Linked DNA regions of Homo sapiens: region 1 is linked to region 2. Evidence: chromatin contacts called from ENCODE Hi-C data. All regions are on one chromosome and are shown on one strand. The core of a region is the stretch at or near the end of the contact, and the rest is flanking DNA. Distances in the headings are between cores, read along the strand shown.

Region 1 (4,722 bases), core at 1,785-4,284, 1.2 Mb after region 2:
CTTGAAAGAACTTCAGACAAGAACATCAACTCAACACTCTGAAGGTAGGAGGGAGCCCCCCAATAGAAAGATTTGTGATTTTACCTGACAATGCTCACACTCACTCTGAGCCTCTACACCATGGGGGAGTGTTAGTTGCCAAATTGTGACTGGTTTAACCTCTTTCCAGCAGAGGTCGCTGTGGACACTGGGAGTGGATACTTGTGGGAACTGGATCAGGCAGCCTGGGCTAGATAGATGGTGGCTACATTGTGTAGTACTTGCTCTTTCTGTTGTTCTCCTGGCCATCATCTGGTCTCTCATCCTATGGGAAGTAGATCTCTGTGAAGATTATCTCAAAGCTGCACAGTACCTTTGCTATGCAAGTGCTGTGAAATCAGGGTCACTTATTGGGGAGGGCAGGTCTGGGAGGGGCATGCTTATCCTCTAGGGGTATCACCTTGTAGTGTATGTCTGTGTTACCCTTGTTTCCTCTCTGAGGAAACAGTATTTCTGAGACACCTAGTATTTCTGAGACACTGCCTGTGACTGACCAGCAACGTCAGCGCCATGCCCTTCCAGACATGGAGGCCAAAGTGACAAAAGTTGCCTTGCAACGTAGTCCTGCACCCACATCATAAGTGACTCTGTTGATGAGTCCCCTGCCAAGCCTCACTTGGAAACACATGGTGGTGGTGAGGGGGCAGAATTCTGGTCTTTGGAGCAGCCTATTACAGTAGGATAAAGCTTCTGATAAAATGGGAAGGGCAGGGCACTGGTGAGTATGTCAGGGTCAGACCTGAGACCTCAGAAGGGCTGAAGAAGGCTCCACATAGTTGTGAATTCCCCACTTACTGGGCCTTTCGCAGGCCAGGCAGGCTAGGCACAAAGCAACCTGAAGCTACCTTCACCCTGAGGGCATCCACTCGGACCCTAGGTCATTGCTGTGGCTTGAGAGTTAAAGATGTGACTACCCTGCTCCCCACCCCCACAACATCCAAGCCCATCAGTAAATGAGTAAGTGGTTCATCTACACACACACACACACACACACACACACACACACACAGCCCGAAGCGCAAGCTCTGGCCGTGCCACACACATGAAGACTGAAACACACATGGGTACATTCATCTAGTCACACACATTCACACCCACACTCTGACCCACACCATCATCCATGCAAACCCTCACACACTTAAACACATCCCCTCCCCAGAACCAAATTTGACCTAACATGGCTGATGGGGCGTGGGAGGGTCCAGTCAGGATGTCCCTCTGGACCCTGGCCCACTCACGCCCTGTGAACTCCAGGCCCCTTGCTCAAGGTGGAGCCCCCACCTGTCCCTGTCCTAGTGGTCACAGGTCCTGAACACCCCCACTCTCGGCCCCCGAAGGGGCCCTGGTCACCATCGCGTGCACAGAATCCTGGGTGCCTGGCTGGCCTTAGGGTAGGGGGTATGGGAAAAGGGAAAGATGTGGGGGCATAGTGCCCTGCCCTGGCTCAGCCGCCTCCTCCCTCGGGATTTTCCATCCCGGCTCGCGCGGGCCCGCTAGAAGCCGGTGCGCTTTGTCTCCCGCCCCGCTCCTGGCACGTTTCCGTGGAAGCTGCCCGCGCCGCGCCCGAAGCCCCCCCTCCGCGGCCGCGCCCCCCGCCCAGCCCGCGGCGCAGGCCTGCCAGTGCGGCGACCGCCGCTTTGTCCTCTCGAGGATGCCTGGGCCGAGCGCGAAAGCCCCATGCCTTGGAACAGCCACCGCGCGTCCTGGAAGCAGGTCCCCGAGCCTCGGTTTGGGGTGCGCCCTGCATCGGAGCGGAGCAGCCCCCAAAGATTCGCGGGCACGAGGTTGGGGGTAGCGTCTACCTGGAGCTCTTGAGTGCTTGAGGGGAGACCCGCCCCGTCCCGCTCTGTACATGCCCATCTGGGATTGGCCCCCAGCTGCGGTGCCAGAGGCTCGGTCCCCGGGGCGTGGTGGGCTAGGGCGGGTCGTCTCGACTTAGAGCCCCAGGCCTGGATCCAGGTAGGGAGGGCCTGGGAGATAAGGCCCAGGTGGGGAGAGGTGGGGAGGGGTCCCTCCTGTCCTCGTACATCCCCCTACACTACCTCTCACACCCAGGCCACCCAACCCTCGGCGCGGGCCCGAGCGCGGGGGATTCCGAGTGTCAGTGCTTTCCTCCACCCGCGACTCCGAGAAGGATGGGGAGGGGTCTCCCAGCGTTTCCCTGCCACATTCCAATTCCACCCTTCACCAGTAACCTAGGAGGGTCCAAGTGGGAGGGGTAAGAGTCCTCTGTCTCTTCCACATCCTCGATCCTCCTCTTTACAAAACCCTAGGGCCAAGGGAGGAGGGGGGAATAGGGAGGGGGGCGAGTGTGGAGGAAGGGGCCTGGGCAAGGGTCTTCCCTGCATCCCAAGCAGCCCTTCCTGAATACCCCTGGGAGGGTCTGGGCTAGGGGAGCGGTCCGCGATCTCATCCATCACCACCAGACTCCTTTGTAACCTCGAGCAGCCGAAGTGTTGCGGGGAGGGGTCCCCCTGCCTCGAGTCCCTTCATCCCACAACACCTCATCCTCCCGTCCTGAGTAATCCGAGCAGCCCCGTCGCCAGGCACAGCGGGAGGGAGGGTCCAAGCCTCCTCGCTCTCCCAGGAGAGATGGGGGGTGGGGGTGACCCCCAGCCCTCGCCCCTCATACCCAAGAGCCTTCTCCATGATAAAACGAAAACTAACCCAAGCTGCTCCGACCTCCGGCGCCCGGCCACGGGAGGCCCCTAGTCAGTCGGCGGCTGTCCGGGACCCGCGGTCCTGAGAGCAACGAGAACACGTCCCGTCAACTCCCCAGCCCCTCACGCCTCGGTTCGCCCGCTCCCCAAGAAAACAAAAGCGAATTCAGCAGCACTGACCTCTGACGGCGGGCGGGAGGGCGGTCAGCGCCCGGCAGCGCACCCCGCTCCTCCCGGCTCCTCACAGCCCGGGCTCCCGGCCGCAGATCTGGCGGCGGCCGCAGCGGCGGCGGCTCTCGCGGCTCTCGGGTCCGGAGCCTCCCTCAGACTCAGCACCTGGAGCGGCGAACAGCTCCGCGCTTCATTCCTCTGACCCCGCCTCCCTCGCGCCGCCGGAGCCAATGGTGACCCGGACCCCGCCCAGGAGTCTGCCCATTGGGGGCGTCCTCCCCTCTCCCTCCGGCCCCGCCCGCAGGTTCCTGGGTCTCTCCTTCAAGACCACATCCCCCAGAGACCGGCGGAGTTTCGCACAGCCTTCTGGGACTTATAGTTCTTTAAGGACGCGGAGTGGGCTCACGCCGCGGGTAGGCAAACAGAGCGGGACTGCATTTCCCAGAGTGCACTGAAGACACGGAGGCGCGGAGCAGGGCGGGAGGACCGTTTCCATAGCAAAGACGACCAGCCGAGGATGGCTGGCGGAGGCGTGGGGCAGGCCGCAGGACCCTCGAAGGATCGTGTGAGACCCCGGGCAGCCTCTTGGGAGGCCATTTCGAGGAGAAAACCTTGATTTCTGCCTCAGGACCCTGGGCCTCAGTTTTCCTATCTGAGAAGAAGGGCGAAGAGCTGTGCCCCCGACCACACCCGTCGGTGATGGGGCAAACCGAGGGCAAGCAGGTTTGGTTCCTGCCCAGCAAAGGTGAGGGAGGACGGAGGAGACTCTCCCACCGCATTCAGAACTTTATTCCTTTATTTTTGTCTCAATCTTGTCATAGAGGAGCGCTTCACTTTTGGTCATCCCTTGGGCCACCAGGGCCTTCCCGTCTCCGTCTTCCCATCGCAGGTCCTGGCCTCCTTCACACCACTCCAGGATACCGCAGCATCTCCCCCAGCGCAGCAGACGGAGGGCGCTTCACATGCCCCCGGACCTAAGCCCACTCTCCCCTTCAAGATCTGGACTCCACTTTTTTGCAACACTCTTAACTTCTTTGGAAGCTGGGAAGCCTCCTACTCCCTTGGGCCTCTCCACCCTGCCCTCAGCTAACTCGTCGGCAAGCCCCAGCCTAGACATTGCCTGTTTTGTGAAGACATCTAGATGCTGGGCTGTCTGTTGAGTGCCCCACCCTGTGTTTGAGCAGCACCCTCTACTTCCCCTGTTCTACTTGCATGTTTATGTGCTCGTCTTCCTCATTATAAGATCCACAGGGGAGGGGCCATGTCTATATTATTCATACTTACAGTCCAGTGTCTAGTATCTGGCACGTAGTAGGCACTCACTAGCTATTGAGATATAAATATAGATATTTGTTGAATTGAAAATGAATTGGGCCGGGCGTGGTGGCTCACGCCTGTAATCCCAGAACTTTGGGAGGCCGAGGCAGGTGGATCACTAGGTCAGGAGTTCGAGACAAGTCTGACCAAAATGGTGAAACCCAGTCTCTACTAAAAATACAAAAATTAGCTGGGCGTGGTGGCACGTGCCTGTAATCCCAGCTATTCAGGAGGCTGAGGCGGGAGAATCGCTTGAACCCCGGGAGGTGGAGGTTGCAGTGAGTCGAGATTGCACCACTACACTCCAGCCTGGACAACAGAGTGAGACCCTGTCTCAAAAAAAAAAAAAAAAAAAGAGAAAAAGAATAAAATTAAAAAAAAGAAAATAAAGGAACCTCATTCACATACACCTCCAAAACTCTGATTTCCTAAAGTTGGGCATTTCTCATTGCTGGAGGTGTTCAGTTAGAGGCATGCCGCCCCCTTGAAGAAATGTTTATTTCATTTGTACAGTGGGTTGGGATTTTACCTGAAT
Region 2 (4,260 bases), core at 1,724-4,223:
AGGAGCTTCCTCCTAGTCTAGGAGGAAATGAGCAAGGCTTTCTGAGATCTGAAAGCTCTTTAAAAAGGAAGCCCCCAGGGGAACTCTAGGGGCTAGGCTCGGCCCAATGGGGTGTGTGGGTGGAGTCCCAGGGAGAAAGCAGGCTGGCCTCTGTACATCCCCAGGGAGGGGGGTCATCTGCTGGGATGATCAGGGCCAGTACCCGGGGCCAGTACCCAGAGGAGGACAGAGGCCACTTGGCTGTGTCCTGTCCTCTGCTGGACAACTGTACATAGGACGAAGCAATGAGTAAAGAACCCCTTCCTCTTATTTCTGCCCTACAGCTTGGGACAGGGATGCCCTGGTTTCTGGGCCACCTCTTCCCTCTAGAGGGCCAGCAAGACAGGCCTGAGTCATGTCTGTGACTCTGGGGCACCCACTTATAGGACTACGGGAGGAACCAGCTGTTGACATTTCCTGCAAGGAGGGGCCCTGCTCCCCCTTGCTCAGCTCTCTGATGTCCCTGTCTCTGCCCTATTCTCAGCCCCTCTTCCTCCAGCCTTCTATTCTGGGGCTGTGGTCATAGTTTATATTTGGGTTGAGCACATCACAGTGCATCTGACCATTCCTGGCAGAGTTGCTAGCCCCAGGGAATCCTGGCTTCTGGCATTGTGGTAACCTAGTGTGCCACCTCCATATCCCTGTGGGGGAGGGAAGGCAGTCCTCAGGTACTCCAGGTGGGAGAACATGAAATCGGGGAGACCAGGAAGGACTGCATTGGGGATGAGGAACTTATATTCTTCACCGGAGCTCAGTAGTGTCCTCAGCTAAGGAGCAGGGAACACAGGGCAGAGCACCTGGTAGGGTTGGGTGGGGACACGGGTCCCATGAGAGGGAGATAGAAGGAGTGGTTCTGAGCCTCTTTCTTGCAGCTGACTTCCCAGGCTTGCCCCCAGCTGGGAAGAGGTGTGTCAAGGGGCTGGGCATGGTGGCTCAAGCCTTAATCCCAGCACTTTGGGAGGCTTAGGCAGGCAGATCACCTGAGGTCAGGAGTTTGAGACCAGGCTGGCCAACACGGAGAAACCCTGTCCCTACTAAAAATACAAAAATTACCTGAGTATGGTGGCGCACACCTGTAATCCCAGCTATTTGGAAGGCTGAGGCACGAGAATTGCTAGAACCCGGGAGGTGGAGGTTGCAGTGAGCCAAGATAGCCCCACTGTACTCCAGCCTGGGAGACAGAGCCAGAATCCGTCTTAAAAAAAAAAAAATCGGGGGGGTGGTGTCAGGGCTAGGTCCAATCCTTGAGTTGCAGGATGAGAGGAATACAATATATTCTCTAGTGCCCCACCCTTATTTCAGGATCCGGACTTTAGGAGCCTGGAAGCGGGAACCAGTCTTAGTTCAGCACTCCTGTCTTCCCAGCCCCCATCCTGAATGGGAGGTGGCCTCCAGCTGCACACGCTTCTTCCAGGCACACCTCAATTTGCCCCTCTGAATAGGGCAAGAGAAGCGGGGGCTGAGTCAAAACTGGCGGTGAGCAGTGTCCTGCATCCTTCCAGCCATGGCCTTGAAGCCGGGGTTCTGGCCTGGACACGTGCCACTCTCCAGGCCAATAGTCTCACCACCCCTCCCGCCAGCGCTCAGAGGCGGGGCTGGCCGCAGCGCGAGGAATGCGGGCTGGGGGCCCGGGGCACATTCCAGGGAAGACCCCAGGCCCAAGGGGCAAGTTTACGCAACTCGCCGCCCAGCTGAGGCTGGGAGCAGGGGAGGGCACCCACCCCGACTCTCTCTCCTCTTCTCCAGCACTGGAGGCGGCCGGGCTGGTGGGGAGCTTGTGGAGGTGGTAGTGCGCCTCCCAGAGTCCTGGCCCGGAAACAGCGCGCCGGAAAGGGCTGCCTGCGGGGGGCTGACGGCGGCGAGAGGGAGGGGAGAGGAGGTAGGCTGGCCATCTGGAAAAGGGCCTCTTTCCGCACTGTGCACAAGTCCGCTTCGGGGCGGCAGCAAAGTAGGGCAGGCCGGCTGTTTAAAATTAGTCCGGCCCTCCCTCTCACTTTCAGGCGCGGGCCGATGGGCGGCGAGTGTCCGGGGGTGGGGGCGGGAGCGGTGACTCAAAGGGCTTTTACACCCGTGCAGCCTCCTGCGCTCTGCGGATCCCGGGCCAGACCGCTTCGCGGGGACTCCCCTCACCCCGTGAAGTCTCTCCTCGGCCGGCACTCCCATACTCCCATTGACCTACAGGGTCAAGCCCCAATCCAGCTTCCTGACACCGCAGGAAACCTCTGCCACCTCTAGTAGTCCGCCTCGGGCCCGCCCCTCCTCGTGGTCCCGCCCCCACCTCACCTGAAGCAGGTGGAAGCTGGTCCCTCCCCAGCTCCGCCTCCAGGGTCCGCTACAGCCCAAGCGGCTACCGTCACTCTGACCAGGGAAGCCACCCTGGCAGACCGACGGCGAGTGGAACTCGAGCACCTCCCCAGGTGCGCCTAATTCGAAGGGCAGTCAGAATGGCGGAGCCAAGTTCCTGGCACCCCTCTTCAGTTTCCCCTCAACTTGAGAGGGGACTCCCCCGCAGGCGGGGCAGAGTGGACCCTGGGACCCCAGCCCAAGACTTTTCCGGAGAAGAACACTCGCTCCAGCCTCTTCCCGCGGAGCACCTCCCACCAGTTTTCATGGCGCCCACCCTGAACCCCCGATCGCCCCAACCTTTCTCCGGCCTCCCTCACCTTGAGCGGCGCTCCCAGCAGGCGGTGCACCGCGGGTATCTGCGCGCCCAAGGGCAGCGCCCCGTCCAGGCTGCAGGTGGGGGCCCGGCGCGGCTCCGGAAAGTTGGCACATGCGAAGGGGTCGGTGTCTTCCAGGTACTGCACCCTCACGGTCACCACTGATACCGGCTCTCCGTCCCCGCGGTCTTCCCCGCCCGCCATGGCTCTGCGGCCGGCTCACGCAGCGCGCCTCCGAGTCCCGGCCCCAGTGCAGCTTCTACTCAAAGCACACTGTAGCTCCGCGGTTCGGGCCCGGCCGGACCGGACGCGGCTGGAGGGGCGGGGCCAGACGGAGGCGGGGCCGAGGAAGGGGGTGGAGCCAAGATTAGTCCCCGAGTGCGCGCCAGGAGGTAACCACTGCCGGAGGCGGGGCCGCCGCTAGCCACTCACAGGGCCCAATGGGAATCCCGTTAGTTCACTGGCTAGGAGGGCGGGAAAAACCGAGCTCGCGCCCCACCTTCGAGAACGCGCAGAAGGCGGGGAGGCTTTCTTTGGTCTGGGGATAGTGAGGCTGCGTTCTCTTTGAGGGGTGTTAGGGCAGATGGGGCAGAAGTTTCTTTAGATAGTGGCCGGCCAGGTCTCTCTCAGTTGAGGGACAAGATAGCCCTCATTCCTTCCATTTGAGGGGTGAGTCCCTGTGGTTTCCTCATTTAGGGAAAGCAGTGAGAGGGGGTCCCTTCAATTTGGAGCAAGAAGTGAGAATAAATTCCACCCAGTTTGAAGGAAGAGGTGGGATCAGTTCCCTTTAGTTGTGGGAGGAAGAGGGAAGGATGCCCTTCAGTTTTCTGGGAAAAGATTGGGAGGAGTCAGTTTGAGGGGGCAGATAGAACACGTTCCCCTCAGTTTTGGAGAAAAAGTGGGATGGGTGCCCCTCAGCCTGAATGAAAAGTGGAGACGGTCCTCCTCTGTTTGGGGCGCTATGAGCCGAATGCCCCTCAGATTTGGAAAAAGTTGGGTGCATCTCGCCTAGTTTGAAGGGAATCAGTAGGCTGGGTTTTCCATAGGTTCCTGTCAGCTTCATCAAAGAGATGAGACAGTTCTCTGTAGTGTGACTGAAAGGGAGGGCCAGGTGCCCCTTGGTTTGGGAGATGAAGAACAGCCTCCCTCTTCGCCTGGCACGAGCTGGGCCAGTCTGGGCCTTAGGGTTTCTGGGACGTTGGGGGCAGCGTTGTCCGTCACTGCTTTGGGGAGCGTCCAGTGCGCGTGCGCAGCTCAGGTCCGGGTGGGGGCCGGCAGGGGGTCCTGGGCTTGGCAACGTGGGCGGAGGGCGGCCAAGCACGGTCCCCTGCGTTTTGCACCCGGCCGCGCCTTGGTCCCAGGGGGGTGCTGCTCGCCGCACAGCAGCGCTGGCCGAGGAGGAGCCGTGCCCCTCCCGTCCTGACCGCGCCCCCCGCAGACCCCCGCCCTTCCCGCTGCGGGCTGCCCCAGGGGGGCCGTGGCCGCGCACCGCTCTGGATCTGGTGGGGGCGGTTTTGGGGAGGTTTGGGGGCGCGGACTCGAAGGAGTAGGTTGTGGAACT

What was found. A loop is a pair of places that touch in the nucleus more often than their neighbours do. Pooled maps may share reads with other maps.
Region 1: a loop to region 2 is called in a pooled map, with 11 times the contacts of the local background. The contact joins the promoter of SMPD3 here to the promoter of FHOD1 in region 2. A Hi-C loop is called at or near these places in 5 of 50 pooled maps.

Annotation. Positions count from the first base shown.
Region 1 is chr16:68,445,474-68,450,195 of GRCh38, forward strand. It overlaps SMPD3 (sphingomyelin phosphodiesterase 3), which reads right to left and starts at 3,035. Exons shown (of 9, transcript NM_018667.4): 1 at 2,880-3,035. It overlaps LOC124903705 (a long non-coding RNA gene), which reads left to right and starts at 3,367. Exons shown (of 2, transcript XR_007065097.1): 1 at 3,367-3,593; 2 at 3,692-4,722. RefSeq lists a silencer at 2,733-3,252 and an enhancer at 3,353-3,402.
Region 2 is chr16:67,244,508-67,248,767 of GRCh38, forward strand. It overlaps FHOD1 (formin homology 2 domain containing 1), which reads right to left and starts at 2,974. Exons shown (of 22, transcript NM_013241.3): 1 at 2,703-2,974. The coding sequence starts at 2,903. RefSeq lists enhancers at 167-216, 327-376, 1,149-1,808, 4,209-4,260 and silencers at 1,912-2,011, 2,912-3,281, 3,924-4,013, 4,034-4,123.